Regions from separate parts of the Homo sapiens genome. Here regions 2 and 3 are each linked to region 1. Evidence: read pairs that join two places in POLR2A ChIA-PET (ENCODE). Cell type or tissue: GM12878. All regions are shown on one strand. Links, peaks and the distances in the headings refer to the core of each region. The heading gives the core; the rest is flanking DNA.

Evidence for each region. Peaks named below come from ENCODE experiments on the same cell type or tissue, not always from the same donor. Only the 100,000 strongest peaks of a DNase experiment are listed, where the experiment ranks them.
Region 2: POLR2A ChIA-PET joins it to region 1 with 9 read pairs; 4 of 35 experiments call an interaction of 5 or more read pairs at or near these places.
Region 3: POLR2A ChIA-PET joins it to region 1 with 5 read pairs; 2 of 35 experiments call an interaction of 5 or more read pairs at or near these places.

What each region holds. Positions count from the first base shown.
Region 1 is chr17:50,303,463-50,311,287 of GRCh38, reverse strand. No RefSeq gene overlaps it. Among named protein-coding and RNA genes, the nearest start is that of TMEM92-AS1, 20 kb to the right of the region's middle. RefSeq lists an enhancer at 7,270-7,825. In GM12878, for the core only: no CTCF peak of the experiment used is centred there; DNase peaks (open chromatin) are centred at 12 and 1,847.
Region 2 is chr17:50,125,304-50,129,303 of GRCh38, reverse strand. The region is part of intron 1 of SAMD14 (sterile alpha motif domain containing 14); the gene reads left to right. Among named protein-coding and RNA genes, the nearest start is that of SAMD14, 2.9 kb to the left of the region's middle. In GM12878, for the core only: no CTCF peak of the experiment used is centred there; no DNase peak of the experiment used is centred there; H3K27me3 peaks cover 643 bases.
Region 3 is chr17:50,389,362-50,393,361 of GRCh38, reverse strand. It overlaps LRRC59 (leucine rich repeat containing 59), which reads left to right. Exons shown (of 7, transcript NM_018509.4): 3 at 465-623; 4 at 860-964. Among named protein-coding and RNA genes, the nearest start is that of LRRC59-AS1, 3.6 kb to the left of the region's middle. In GM12878, for the core only: no CTCF peak of the experiment used is centred there; a DNase peak (open chromatin) is centred at 1,721.

The DNA of each region.
Region 1 (7,825 bases), core at 1-4,000:
TCACACCTTACAGTCTAGAGTAACATGACCTGGTTATGCCACTGTCTTCATTTGCATTTCTCTACTCTTCTGGGACTGTCCTGCTTAAGCAAATGGTTCAACCGTTCATTGCAGCAACTTCCAGGAAGACCTATCAGCTCTTCAGTGGAAAGCATCAACAGTTTGAACCCTAAGATTCTTTGAATATTGTGGTTCAAAATCCTAGCCTGCTTTTCCCACCAATCCAGGACTGTTGTATTGTGATCTCTGCCCTGTCTGAAGCAAGCCAACTCTCCCTCCCCCAAAGACTCACTTTAAACCAAACTTCCAGTTCTCCGTACATCCTGACCTTATCTTTCACCTCTGCTGGAAGCAATAAGCTCAGCTTTGTCTTATCAGTTGGTCGTGATGGTAATGTCTGGGGAGCCCACTTCTGACACTAAGATGGTAGAATCCCCCAATGGGAAGGGGACTGAGCCCATGAATAACTCTTGTAAGTGCCAGTGAGAGGGTCAGCTTCAAATATGTCCCAAGTCCAGAGAGCACAGAGGCTGGGGCTGCATGGCAGCATCAGTGAAATAAGAGCTTTCCTGCCTCTCTTTCTATCATCTCTGTCCTTGAACTTCAGCCCTGGATGAGTCAGAATCCTCTGTTAACAGAAACGGAGAGGAGTGAAAGGCTGGGAGGGCTTCACAGGTGGGCTTCTCTGGAAGCAGATGCAGAGGTGGAGTTTGGCCTTCAGGAGGCTTATTTCTTAGGAAACAATACCTGAGTAAGGGAAGAGGACTGAGCAGGTGTGGGCAGGGGCAAGGTGAGGTGTGATGGCTTGTGGGGAGCCTAGTTAAAGGATAAACTCTGGCATATTAAAATGTTAATGAGGCCAGGTGCAGTGGCTCACACCTGAAATCCCAGCACTTTGGGAGGCCGAGGTGGGTGGATCACCTGAGGTCACCTGAGGTCAGGAGTTCGAGACCAGCCTGGCCAACATGGTGAAACCCCATTTCTATTAAAAATACAAAAAAATGCCAGGTGCGGTGGCTCACACCTATAATCCCAGCACTTTGGGAGGCCGAGGCGGGCAGATCAAGAGGTCAGGAGATCAAGACCATCCTGGCTAACATGGTGAAACCCTGTCAGTACTAAAAATACAAAAAATTAGCCAGGCGTGGTGGTGGGCACCTGTAGTCACAGCTACTCAGGAGGCTGAGGCAGGAGAATAGTGTGAACCCGGAAGGCGGAGCTTGAAGTGAGCCGAGATTGCACCACTGCAGTCCGGCCCGGGCAAAAGAGTGAGACTCTGTCTCAAGAAAAAAAAAAAAAAAAAATTAGCTGGGCATGGTGGAGCATGCCTGTAATCCCAGCTACTCAAGAAGCTTAGACAGGAGAATCCCTTGAACCTGGGAGGCAGAGGTTTCAGTGAGCTGAGATCACGTCACTGCACTCCAGCCTGGGTGACAGAGCGAGACTCCGTCTCAAAAAAATATTTTTTTTAAATGAGTTTATTTGACCATTCAACAATTCATGAATTAGGCAGCACCAGACCACCAGTGGTTCAGTGCTCCCCAGAGCAGGCAGGAAAGGAGACTTTTATAATGTGGCTGCAGAAAGATAAATAAGACAAATAACAAATAACATTGTTATTTGTTAATAACAATGAACAAATAAGACAAATAGCAAGTAACATTTGATGCTTTCCATTGAAGAGCTGATAAGGTCTTTCTGGAAATTCTGCAGTGAACAGTCAAACCATTTGCTTGGGCAGGACAGTCCCAGAAGAGTAGAGAAATGTTAATGAAGGCAAAGACAAATAACATTTTCCATTGGTTAAAGTAGGAAGTCCCTAGTTAGAATTTAGTCAGTGCTTTTTAATTGGTAAAAACTCTAGTTTGAGGTTAGTTGGCAGTTACTGATTGTTTAAGCTTGAGTTTATGTTGAGTTGGGTTTCAGTTTGCTTATGTAGAAAACCAAGGCACTGGAACTGTTCCAGCCTAATAGCCTCTCAGATAATTATTTTAATAACTTAAATGGCCAGCTCTTCAACCCCTACCTCTATCAGTCATTGTACATGGACCCCCCCAGAAAACAAAAGGCATGCTCTTGGGTGAGGCAGCACTTTGCAGCTGAGGCGAACCCTGAAGAAGATGTCAGCCCTCCTGGCCTCCTGGAGCTGGGATAAGTCCTTGCTTGGAGGAGTAGGGGGTGGCACTTTTCTGTCCAACCACTGAGCAGAAAGCAAGCAAAACTGATGGCCCTGCTTCTCTCCAGACACCGGCTTCTCCCTGACACGGGTCCTAACTTGGACAGAAGTGTTTGTAGGGGAGGAAAAAAATAATTTTTCCTTCTACTCACCTTAGGTTTACTAGCTGGGGCTCCTATGCCAAAAGACAGATTAACAAGAGAAAAAAAATAGGAGGTTATTAACATGCATATTTCAGATAAACATGGGAAATGCCCAGGGAATGAGTAAATCCCACAGAAGGGACTTTCAGCATCTTCAACAAAGAACAGTACATTTTTTATTTTATTTTATTTTTTATTTTTATTTATTATTATTATTTTGAGATGGTGTCTCGCTCTGTTGCTCAGGCTGGAGTGCCATGACATGATCTCAGCTCGCTGTAGCCTCTGCCTCCCAGGTTCAAGCGATTCTTGTGCCTCAGCCTCCAGAGTAGCTGGGACTACAGGTGCCCATCATCACACCCGGCTAATTTTTGTATTTTTAGTAGAGACGAGGTTTCCCATGTTGGCCAGGCTGGTCTTTAACTCCTGACCTCAAGTGATCCACCCACCTCGGCCTCCCAAAGTGCTGGGATTACAGGCATGAGCCACCACACCCAGCCACAATAAATTTTTAGACAAATAACAAGACCAGGGGAAAGGACTTGGAATCTCTAGGGGTGGCAGATTGTGAGAACACAAATAAATTGTATATAGAGGCTAGCTTGTAAGGTTTGTTATGGAGATTGTTCTGTTGCTGATAAGGGTCTAAAGCTGTCTCTGGTGGCCAAACTTTGTCCTTCCTGGTAGATGGGGGGAGGGCACCTTTGTAAGTTTATGTCCTACTTTTAGGCAAATAGCGGGAGAGCAGAGGCCTCCTTATATCTGCTTCATCTCAATTGTCTTAAACTCAAAATAATCCTTGTGCCAAAGGGGCACAGTTTGGGGTGGCATATTCTGGTCTCCTACATCTCTCTGCAAGGGGAATTGATGTTTTCACTCTTTTGCAGAATCAGACCTTTTAATGACTAAATTGACACTGTTCTGTGACCTGAAGGGACTGGAGAAAAGATGGCCAGAGTTGTCAGGGGCCTGCCTGGGTTTCCAGCCACAGAGGGGAAGAACTAGCCTGGCAGGATTGAGAGGCAGCTAACCGTCTCCCTGCGGCAAGTGTGGGGGTCAAACTCACCCTCTTTACAAGTCAACTCAACTGCCCGAGTTGGGCAACTTCACAAAGATGAGGTAAGTGAACTGGACCTTTAACAAGGAAAGGCACAAAAGGCCAGAGGAGAAGGAAATAACCTGACTTTGTATTTGTGCACCTGGGGAGATATGCAGCCCTCCTAGATTAAGACCAATCCCCTCAAACAATGAAAGAGATTAAAGGCCCTGGCACAATGAAACAAATAAAAGGGCCAGATGCGGTGGCTCACACCTGAAATCCTAGCACTCAGGGAGGCTGAGGCAGGTGGACTGCTTGAGCTCACGAGTTCAAGACCAGCCTGGGCAACATTGTGAGACCCCCCCCCCCCCATCTCTACCAAAAATACAAAAATTAGCTGGGCATGGTGGCATGTGCCTGTGGTCCCAGCTACTCCAGAGGCTGAGGTGGGAGGATGGCCTGAGCCCAGGAAGTCAAAGCTGCAGTGAGCCGTGATGGCACCACTGCACTCCATCCTGGGTGACAGAGCAAGAACCTGTCTCAAAACAAACAAAAAAGATAAAAGTCATTGTCATCTCTATCATCTCATCAAGATACAAAGACCCAATCCCAGCACTTTGGGGAGCTGAAGCAGCATGATGGCTTGAGCCCAGGAGTTCGAGACCAGCCCAGGCAACAAAGCGAGAGTGAGACCCAGGCTTTATTAAAAAAAAAAAAAAAAAGATCAAGGGGTCCTTTGGAGATTGATGCTAACCCAGCCCCACTAGACACCATGGAGACTTTACCTTGTGCAGGGCCAGTTCTGAGTGGTGTCTTTGTTATGGTATTTAAATTTCTCCTGCTGACTAAGTTAGTCTGAGTTGGGTTTCTTTTTTTTTTTTTTGATGGAGTCTCACTCTGTTGCCCAGGTTGGAGTGCAGTGACTCAGTCTTGGCTCACTGCAACCTCTGCCTCCCGGGTTCAAGCAGTTCTCCTGCCTCAGCCTCCCAAGTAGCTGGGATTACAGGCATGCACCACCACACCCAGCTAATTTTTTGTGTCTTTAGTAGAGACAGGGTTTCACCATGTTGGCCAGGCTGGTCTCAAACTCCTGACCTCGTGATCTGCCTGCCTCAGCCTCCCGAAGTGCTGGGATTACAGGTGTGAGCCACCGCACCCGGCCTGAGTTGGGTTTCTGTTGCTTCTGACTGAGAGCAATACCCGTATGTGGATGAGTGGAATGAAAACCACCCGGGACTCCTGAGCTGGGACCATGGGAAGCGACCTCCCATTACAATGTCAGGGGACAGTCATGTAAACATCTCAACTCCTAAAGGGCCTGTCATGTCAAATTGAGGTGCTGAGCATCTCCTGGCCATCCCTTTGGAGGTTGACAGTGAGGAATTATTTTGACCAGCTTCTTAGAATGTGTGTGTGGGAGAGCAGTGCCGAGCAAGGTAGAAATGTGACTGGGAAGGATGCAACAGAATTTCTACTTTCTAAAAGAAAGTGGAAGGGAAAAACACTGAAATCTAAATCTTCCTTTGAAAAAGCTATTAATAACAGGTGTGGCACAGGGAATGTTTAGGGCAGTGAAACTATTCTATATGATACCATAATGGTGGATACATATCATTATGTTTGTCGAAAGCTATAGAATGTACAATGTGAAGAGTGAACCCTCAAGTAAATGATAGACTTTGATTAATAATAATGCATCAACATTGGCTCAGTTGTAACAAATACACCACCCTAATGCAAGATATTAATATAGGAGAAACTGTGGGCATAGGGGATAGAGAAATATGAGGGACTGTCTGTACTTCCCACTCAATGTTTCCATAAGCCTAAAACTACTCTCAAAAGAGTCTACCAATTAATTAAAACAAAGCTAACAATATAAGGTCATATTTCTAGTCTCATCCAATAAAAAATTATAGTGCGGGGTACAACTGTATTTTCTTCAAAAAAAACCATTCAGTCCAGGCGCAGTGGCTCACGCCTGTAATCCCAGCACTTTGGGAGGCCAAGGAGGGTGGATCACTTGAGGTCAGGAGTTTGAGACCAGCTTGGCCAACATGGTGAAACCCTGTCTCTACCAGACAGGCCAACATGGTGAAACCCTTTCTCTACTAAAAGTACTAAAATTAGCCAGCTGTGGTGGCAGGCACCTATAATCCCAGCTACTCAGGAGGCTGAGGCAGGAGAATTGCTTGAACCCAAGAGGCAGAGGTTACAGTGAGCCAAGATCAGGCCACTGCACTCCAGCTTGGGAGACAGGAGCAAGACTCCATCTCAAAAACAAAACAAACAAACAAACAAAAAAACCGCTCAACACACAGAAAAAATGATGGAAGCCCCAATTTTGTCACACTTCAAATCAGTACAGACCCCCCAGATTCATACACTAAGAGTTTTCCAAAGTTTTCACTATGTTCATTTTCACAGTTTGAACAATCCAATTATTTATCTTAGAAAAATGCCAGAGCCTTGGACAGATAAGCCATATCTAGAACTCTAAGAAACGAATTCATCTACATGTTTTCCACCTCTGGGCAGTCTCCCTCCCCAAGGACAACATTCTTTGCCAAATAAGTCTTGATTCCAACTTGGAAGGGAAGAAGTTTATAAACACACAGGCACAGAGACACACAAAGGCTTCCTGGAGTCTCACAGTTCAGTGAATGAGTCTGTGGCGCTCGCCACTGTTCCCAGATCGCTAGCTGAGTGCTTCACCACATTCCTTTCCCACTCACTTGTCTCCAGCCCACGTTTTGGGGTTCCCCTCCTCCAGGCAGGCAGCCCGGGGCCTGCCGCAAGGGGAGGTGGCCCCTCTCTGTTCTTTGTGAGGACTGGATGCCCATGCCTCTCTCAGCCTAGTTGGGCACCTTGCCCTGTATACTCCTTGGGGACAGCCTCCCTCTGCCAGCTGTCACACAGCAGACAGCCCAACAGACTTCCTCTCATGTAACAGCATGTAATATGTAACATCACCATGTAACCATGCACATAATACTATGTAACATCAGCATGTAACAGTGCATGTAAGATGATGTAACATTATGTAACATCAGCATGGAACATTGTACGTAATGTTGCATGTAACTGCATGTAACATCACATATAACAGCATGTGACATTGTGTGTGACAGCATGTAACATCAGCCTTCTTCCCATATTTCTTAACAGCCACTATGCCAGTGTTTCCCCACTTTTGTCCGTATGTGGCTAGCCAGCTCCTGCTATTCATTTGCAGCCTACACAGCCCTAATGCTACTGAAATCGTTCTCTTCCAGCCCTGCAACAGGACAGAGGAGATATTTATAAGAAATGCCTGCAGAGTGGCATCCCAGCATCCCCATGAAGCCCATCCTTTTCTGAGTCAAAGTCTCAGAAGTCATGTTCTTCCCCGAGAGATATCTGACATTGAGTTCCCAATCTTGCCTCGTGTGTGTCCACTTCTGGTCCTCAGACATGTTCCTTCCTTCACCACGATCTGGGAGACCACAGGGCATTACAGTTCCTCGCATGGCCACAGAGGCAGGCAATCTGGGTCTGAATCCTGGACTTTTGCAGTTATAGCTAAGCAACTCGGGGCAAACCTCTCTAAGCATCCCATTCTTATCTGTAAAGTGGGAATAAGAGTCACGCCTTATGATTCAAAAAACATAATTTTTTGGAGGCTGGGTGCGGTGGCTCATGCCTGTAATCCCAGCACTTTGGGAGGCTGAGGTGGGCAGATCACAAGGTCAGGAGTTTGAGACCAGCCTGACCAATATGATGAAACCCCATCTCTAATAAAAATACAAAAATTAGCTGGACATGGTGGCGGGCACCTGTAGTTCAAACTACTCAGGAGGCTGAGGCAGGAGAATTGCTGAACCCAGGAGGCGGAGGTTGCAGTGAGCCGAGATAGCGCCACTGCAGTCCAGCCAGGGCTACAGAGCGAGACTATTTCAGAAAAAAAAAAAAAAAAAAAAAAAAAGATTAAAAAAAAGATTTTAAAAAAAGTTGTAAAAAAAGAAAATAAAGAGCCACACCCACCATCTAAGGTTATACACAAGGGAACTGCTTGTTCAGCACAAGGCCTGGCTCCCGCTTAAATGCCCACAGTTGGGAGTCATTGTGTTGTCGTTTATTCTCACTTGTCTCCCCCGGGCAGTGAGAGACCCTCTGCCAACGTCACCTTGCTGGACTAAGGACTGGGGAGGCCTGAACAGCACTTTGATTGATTTATCCACCCCATGAGGTTAAATGCTCTACCCTACACCTAAATGGCTGTAGGTTACAGGGTTTTTTCCTTGTTGTTGTTTTGAGACAGGGTGTCACTCTGTCATCCAGGCTGGAGTGCAGTGGCTTGATCTCGGCTCACTGGAAACTTTGCCGCCCAAGTTCAAGTGATTTTCCTGCCTAGGCCTCCTGTGTAGCTGGGATTATAGTAGTGCACCACCACACCCGGCTAATTTTTACATTTTTGATAGAGACAGG
Region 2 (4,000 bases), core at 1-4,000, 180 kb after region 1:
CCCGGAGAAATTAATAAAAAGCTGGTGTGGGGGGAGGGGGAGAGGGCTTAACTCTTTCTTGCCCGGCGGGGAGTTGTGCTGATGGTTTGGAGAGAAACTAGCCACCGGGCTCTGACTGGGGAGAAGGGCTCTGAGAGTGGAGTAGGTGCCCTGTCCCCAACCTCACCCCATCTCCAACAGTGCTTTGAGGGGGTGCCCGACTCCTGAGGACTACCCCAAGCCTGGGGCCAGTGGACGGCCGGCGATATGGGAAGGGGGGACCACCTCTCTGGCTCCACAACTGCCTCCCCGACCGCTAGTCTCCTTTCCCATCCACCTCTTCCCGGCCTCTCCCAGTTGCACTTCTCTCTGTCGCTTTCTCCTCTTCAGGGGCCCTTTCCTATCGCCTGCCCGAAGGGCTTCTCCCTTCTCTCCCACCCTCGGGCGTCACTTAGAGCGGCGGAAGCCCTTGTTCCCAGTGCCAGTTCCCGTGGCCCCACTCTCGGTGTGATCTCTTTCTTCTCAGCAGCCCTGTGGACTCTCCGCCAGTTTGTGTGTCTGTCTCTGCTTCTTCCTACTCCTCACTTCCTTCCGCTCCCGCTCCCGCTCCCTCCCCAGGAATTGTGCGCCCTTTCTTCCTTTCTCCTTCTCCTGGGTCCCAAGAGGCTGTGAGCTCACCTGCCTCCCTTTCTCCCAGAGAAGGGTCAAAGGTCATTGGTGCTCCTTCTCCAGGATTGGAAGCCTTGGGGGGAAGGGTATCCAGAGGAACCGGTTCAATCCCACCCTTGTGCAGTTACCTGGCTGAATGGGGGTGTGTGTGTGTGTGTGTGTGTGTGTGTGTGAGAGAGTGTGCGGGGTGTGTGTGGGAGTGAGAGTGGGGGCGGGTTTGGTGTCTAATTTTTCTAGGCTCAGTTTTGGAAGGAGAGGGTTGGGTGGGAGGGGTCTGGTGACCCCCTGGACACAATGTAGGGAGGGTCCCCCTACACACCCCAGAAAGTTAGTTGTTGAAGGGAAGAAAAGAGAGCAGTTTGTGCTGAATCAGGATGGACCGAGAATGGCTTTGAGCAGGAAACCCCAATCCAGCCCAGAGGGTGCCTGGAAGAGGAGGACTCCAGCCAGCAGAGGATCTCGACCCTGGAATGGGCTCTTGAATAAAGAACACAGGATCTTCATTCTCAGAGGCAGAAAGGAGACAACACTACTGCCCTCAGAGAGCCTCCATTCTGATGGGAGAGGCAGTTCCTGTCTTCACAGTCCCTAGTCTGACGGAAGAATACGTGGACCCTTTCTTCTCTGGGCTCCCATCTGATTGGTGGGGGGGAGATGAGACCTATTTAAGGAATCAGTGAAGTATGAAGAATTCCCCATTTCCCAGTAGTTGGAGAAGGGTGGATTTAGAAATTACGAAGACAAATGAGAGGAGGGAGGGCTACCTAGGACAGCTTCCTGAAGGAGGTGGCAGCTGGGTCCTAGCCAGATAAGGCTTTGTGGTTGAATCAGGAAATGTGGTTAATTCTTAGGGTCAGCCTTCCTTCCCATCTGGCCTGTCAGGACAGGAAGAAATGTTCTAGATCTTTGCTAGTAGCCCCTGGAGTTCAAGAATGGCAGGAGGGTTCTCGGAGAGTCTGCTTCCCTGATGACCCCTTCCCACACCTCATTTTCTGCTTTCAGCCCCAGGCATTTATGGAATCTGGAGGTGGTTTTGTTTTTTGTTTTTTTTTTTGAGACAGAGTTTTGCGCTTGTTGCCCAGGCTGGAGTGCAATGGCACGATCTCGGCTCACTGCAACCTCCGGCTCCCAGCTTCAAGCGATTCTCCTGCCTCTGTCTCCCGAGTAGCTGGGATTACAGGAATGTGCCACCACACCCGGCTAATTTTGTATTTTTAGTAGAGACAGTTTTTTCCATGTTGGTCAGGCTGGTCTCAAACTCCCGACCTCAGGTGATCTGCCCGCCTCGGCCTCCCAAAGTGCTGGGATTACAGGCGTGAGGCACTGCGCCCAGCCTAGAGGTGGTTTTGATGCTTCTCCCAGTCCTGGTCAGTGTGGAGCAGCTTCCCTCCCTCTATGCTTATCTCTTCCTCCACCCCTAAACTGAAGATCATCACCTAGGATAGCGCAGAGGGGCAGGAGCCCTGGCTCAAGGCTGAGTTCTGCCTCTTTTATTATTATTATTATTATTGCTTTTATTTATTTATTTACTTATTTACTTAATTTTTTTTTTTTTGAGATGGAGTCTCCCTCTTGTCACCCAGGCTGGAGTGCAATGGCATGATGTCGGCTCACTGCAACCTCCACCTCTCAGGTTCAAGTGATTCTCCTGCCTCAGCCTCCTGAGTAGCTGGGATTACAGGTGTGCACCACCACACCCAACTAATTTTTGTGTTTTTAGTAGAGACGGGGTTTCACCATGTTGGCCAGGTTGGTCTCAAACTCCTGACCTCAGGTGATCTGCCCGCCTCGGCCTCCCAAAGTGCTGGGATTACAGGCGTGAGCTATCACGCCCAGCTACTTACTTATTTTTGAGATGAGGGTCTCACTATGTTGCCCAGGCTGGTCTAGAATTCCTGGGCTCAAGTGATCCTCCCACCTCAGTCTCCTGAGTAGCTAGGATTATAAGCATGCACCAACTTTGCCTGGCTTCCTCTCATCTCCTGTTTCTCAGTTTTCACATCTGTAAAGTGGCGATATGTATCTGTAAAGTGGGGATATGAAAATTCCCAGGCCAGGCGCGGTGGCTCACGCCTGTAATCCCAACACTTTGGGAGGCCGAGGCGGGTGGATCACGAGGTCAGGAGATCAAGACCATCCTGGCTAACATGGTGAAACCCTGTCTCTACTAAAAATACAAAAAAATTAGCCAGGCGTGGTGGTGGGCGACTGTAGTCCCAGCTACTCGGGAGGCTGAGGCAGGAGAATGGCGTGGACCCGGGAGGCAGAGCTTGCAGTGAGCCAAGATAGCGCCACTGCACTCCAGCCTGGGTGACAGAGTGAGACTCCGTCTCAAAAAAAAAAAAAAAAATTCCCAAGGCTGGCCACAGTAAAGGTAGATGATGTCTATGTAATAACAGAAAAGAAGAGTTGGAAAAGACCCCAGCAGGCATGTGGCCTAGCCTTCCTACATCTGACACATGTATGATCTAGCTCAGTGCCTTGCCATTCTCCTGGGGACCTGAGTGTTAGAAGTAATTGGAGGTCATGTCTCAGCCATGCAGCGTCCCCTTGCCTTAAACCATCAATGGCCCCTGGGCTTCCTCACTCTCCCCCCAGCCAGTATCCCCTGGCCAGTGGGCTCCCTAGGGCTACTGGAATCCTACATCTGCTTGAAAGCCTATTCAAATGGTTTCAGCTATATATATCCTTCCCTATCTGCCCTCCCTTCTTGCTTCCCACCAAAAAACCTTGAACCAAAACAAAAAAAACCCTACCCATTCACACTTCTTCCCAGAACATAGTTGCATCATAGAGGTTTGGCTGTCCATTGTGTGCTGTGTGTATTCCTCGTACCCTCCTACATCTATGAGTCTGTCAAGAACTGTGAGAACTGTGTCTGGAACAGTGGCCCTGCTGATGGTGCCAGCTTCCTGAACAGCTCTTGTTCAGAAAGGCAGGTGGTGAGGGCACCAGTGATGGGGGTGTAGGGAAGGGGGAGGCAGGATTGGAAAAGAGATGGAGAATTGATGGATGCAAAGATAGGTGGATGGACAGATGGCGGCAGGTGTTGGGTGCATGGGAGCAGATGTGGGATGGACGGATGGGTGGATAGATGGGTGAGTGAATGGATGATGAGTAGGCAAGTAGATAGGTGGATGAGTGCATAGGTGGGTAGACGGATGGTAGAACCTGGGTCCTGGTCCTGATTTTGCCATTAACTTGCTATGTGATCTTGGGCCAATCACTCCCCCTTCTGTTTCTTCATTTGTAACATGAGAGGATTGGATTTAATAATCTCCATGACTTCTCCCAGATTTGATTGGACAGTTGATGATTGAAAGCTTTTAGGGGATGCTAATGATGCGAAGGC
Region 3 (4,000 bases), core at 1-4,000, 82 kb before region 1:
TCTCCAGGAGCAGTGTGGAGGGTAGGCTGGAGCAAGAACTGAGGGTGAAGGAATAGTGTTTTGTGCCTACTTTGTGCTAAGCCCTTTTCCATACATATCTTGGTAATTATCACCAGGTGTGGTAGGTGTTCTCTGCATTTTCATTTGAGGAAGAACGGCTGCTAACAGTAGAGCCAGGATTTTTACATGGGGTACCTCTGACTTGAGGGCTTCCAGACTGTTACACCGAAGTGTGTGAGCCCAAGGCTTAGATGAGGAGTTTCCAATCTTGTGGCTTCCCTGGGCCACATTGGAAGAAGAAGAGTTGTCTTGGGCTACACATGAAATACACTGATGAGCTGAAAAAGGAAAAAAAATCTCGTAATGTTTTAAGAAAGGTTACAAATTTGTATTGGGCCACATTTAAAGCTGTCGTGGCTCGTGTGTTGGACAAGCCTAGCTTAGGTTCTCTCTTTGGATCCTAGTCGGATTTCTGTGGCCTCACACACCTGGTGAAGCTAGACCTGAGTAAGAACAAGCTGCAGCAGCTGCCAGCAGACTTTGGCCGTCTGGTCAACCTCCAGCACCTGGATCTCCTCAACAACAAGCTGGTCACCTTGCCTGTCAGCTTTGCTCAGCTCAAGGTAACAATTCATGAACCAGTGTTTCATGGCCAGGGTGGCAGAGAACTCAGGGACTCTGGAGCACGGCCCTGAGAAAGGCTGACAGAAATACCCCCTTGTTGGTCCTGCCTCAGATGGCGCTCCCTATATGTGGAACACAGAGGGGCATTCTTCCTGCTCATTTTGTTTCACCCTGAGGGACTATGTATGTGAACTCGGGCTTAATGAGCCTCTTTGCCCATCGCCCATCTCTTTAGAACCTGAAGTGGTTGGACCTGAAGGATAACCCCCTGGATCCTGTCCTGGCCAAGGTGGCAGGTGACTGCTTGGATGAGAAGCAGTGTAAGCAGTGTGCAAACAAGGTAAGCACCAAGCTCCCTCCCAGTGGCTCCTTATACACTCCCTGGGATTTCTCCTCCTCCTGTTTTTCCCTCCTAGGGCACCTGGAGCTTTGTGTGGAGTTAAGCATTCAGGTCCGAGTGAAATATGTCCACTATGAGCCTGTCAAACAGAGACCTTTGTTTCTGCATTTACTTTATCTTTTTGTTTTTTATTTGTTTTGAGACAGAGTTGCTCTGTTGCCCAGGTTGGAGTGCAAGTGGCACAATCTCGGCCCACTCCAACCTCCGCCTCCCAGGTTCAAGCGATTCTCCTGCCTCAGCCTCCCGAGTAGCTGAGATTACAGACGCCTGCTACCATGCTCAGCTAATTTTTGTATTTTTTAGTGGAGATGGTGTTTCGCCACGTTGGCCAGGCTGGTCTCCAACTCCCGACCTCAAATGATTCGCCCACCTTGGCCTTCCAAAGTGCTGGGATTATAGGCGTGAGCCACCATGCCTGGCCTGCACTTAGTTCGCAAGTCGCAGAACAAGACTGCCTTCTCTACTGCAGTACTTCCTCTCTTAAGGAGCCGGGACCTTGCGTGATGCAACATGACACTGTGTGGACAGTTGTTTTAATAGTACCGGGGGTTAGGGGCTGTGGCCTTTCTGAGGCACAGTCGTAGGAATGTTGATAATAAAAGCGATGATAAAGGTGTTACAGCTGTAAGCAGGCACGTCCTGGGCAGACCTGGTATTTGATTACAGTTGAGTCATCTGACATAGGAGTGAGGAACTGAAAGCAGCATGCAAGACAACTATTGTCTGTGGTCAGTAGCCTGGAAGGTGCCGTACCCTACCTATTAAGAACAGCATTACACCTATCTCTTAATAACTCCAACTATAGTCACTTTTTCCCTCCAGCTTTGGAACAGATTGCTGCTGCTTCAGCTGAGCACCAGATGACTAACTTGGCTATGTTTAAGGTGCATGTTGAACAAAAAAGACTTAACTTTAAATACTAGAATTCATGGGTGAATGATGAGTCTCTGCTGTCTCAAGTAGAGAGTAAGAGAGTAAGATACTTCTTATCATTAGCTCAGGGCTTCTTATATAATCTTGTCATCTGTATCATCTCTTATTACAACAAATCAAGCACAAAGTTAACCAAGTAGCTAAGACAAGAGTTTTCCCTTAGATGAGAACAGTATAAGTGATCAGTGAAATCCTCTTTTGAAAACTAGGTGCTGTAGGAGTGATGTCTGTTCTGCAAGCTGACAGTAGCTACCATTGATTACTCTTTCCTTGTCCTGGATGCTTTCCATGCACCATCTCACAATCCTCAGAGCCCTGAGGAGTCGGCATTACTTTCATTTCTCTGACACAAGAAACCCTCAGCATATACACACCTTTCATTCATCCATCCATCCATTCATTCAGTAGGTAATATGTGGAACCATAGGAAATTGATGATATTCCAGTTTTTGACATACAAAAATAATTTTGATTGAGTACAAAGGCCTTTTGTATTTGCATATGTCTTTCAGACAAAGCTCCAGGCAGCATAGTGGATGTGGTAACTAAAGCCATGGTCCCTAGCACAGCTGTCCTAGAGCTGCAGCACACCTTTAGGCTTTGTAGGGAAATGGCCTGGGCCAGTCAGAATCAGGTCGTCTGTCTGCAGGAATTAGTTTAGGTCTTACTAGCTCTGACCAGGTAAGACCTAAACCCTGGTGGGTATATGGGTTAGTCTTAATCTGCTTGGTACATATTAAAGCAATTTTTAAAAATGATTTGTTCAATGTATTCATCAAGTGCTTACTGTATGCTATGAACTAGAGTAGCTAGACAAAAATTTACCCTCCAGGAGCTCACAGACTCCAGACTATGACAATCTGTCCCATTTCTGCATTGCCTGTGTTTTCAGATAATTAATTTTTTTTTTTTTGACATGGGGTCTTGCTCTGTCACCCAAGCTGGAGGGCAGTGGCGCACTCTCAGTTCACTGCAACCTGCGCCTCCCGGGTTCAAGCAGTTCTCCCACCTCAGCTTCCCAAGTAGCTGGGATTACAGGGGCATGCCACCATGACTGGCTAATTTTTGCATTTTTAGTAGAGATGGGGTTTCACCATGTTGGCCAGGCTTGTCTTGAACTCCTGACCTCAGGTGATCCACTCCCCTCACTCCTTTTCCTCAGCCAACACCCTGGACTCTTACTTTCCACACTCTCCCTGCAATCATGGCAACGGGACCCATAACTTCTCTACTGCCTGAGTGCCCTGAGCCCTAACTCTGGGTCCAGACCTGATTTCTTTCCTTTTTCTTTTTTTTTTTTTTTTTTTGAGACAGAGTCACGCTCTATCGTCCAGGCTGGAGTGCAGTGGCGCAATCTCAGCTCACTGCAACCTCCACCTCCCGGGTTCAAGAGATTCTCCTGCCTCAGCCTCCTGAGTAGCTGGGATTACAGGCGCACACCACCACACCCAGCTAATTTTTGTATTTTTTAGTAGAGATGGGAGTTTCACCATATCGGTCAGGCTGGTCTTGAACTCCTGAGCTCCAGTGATCTGCCCACCTTGGCCTCCCAAAGTGTGGGATTACAGGTGTGAGCCACCGCGCCTGGCCCAAACCAGGCTTTTGAAAGGAGATCCTTTTGCTGGTCTGCTCCTGAATACTTCTTATGATGGGTGTGTGCTTGTCTGGAGGTATGCGTGTCTGGAGTTTTCTAGAAATAAGAATTACATATGAATATACATGTCTGTCTCGTGCGCATGCATATTCAAATGTAATTGTTAAGTGCAGTAGTAAAACAAGACCCTTTTGCTAATAGTTTGGGTTTTCTTCTTTTTTCTTACTCACATGGTAAAGAAAATAAGCAGCAGTACTTACTGAGCACATATAATGCCAGAGATTATACAAGGCAGCCAATACAAGTTATATTATTTATTCTTCACAACACTCCATAGAAGTATATCTTATCTCTGTTTTCTCGATCAGAAAATCGGCTCAGAAAGGTTAAGTCACTTGCCAAGGTTATACAATAAGGGGTAGTCAGGATTGCGTTGGGCTCCAAGCTTA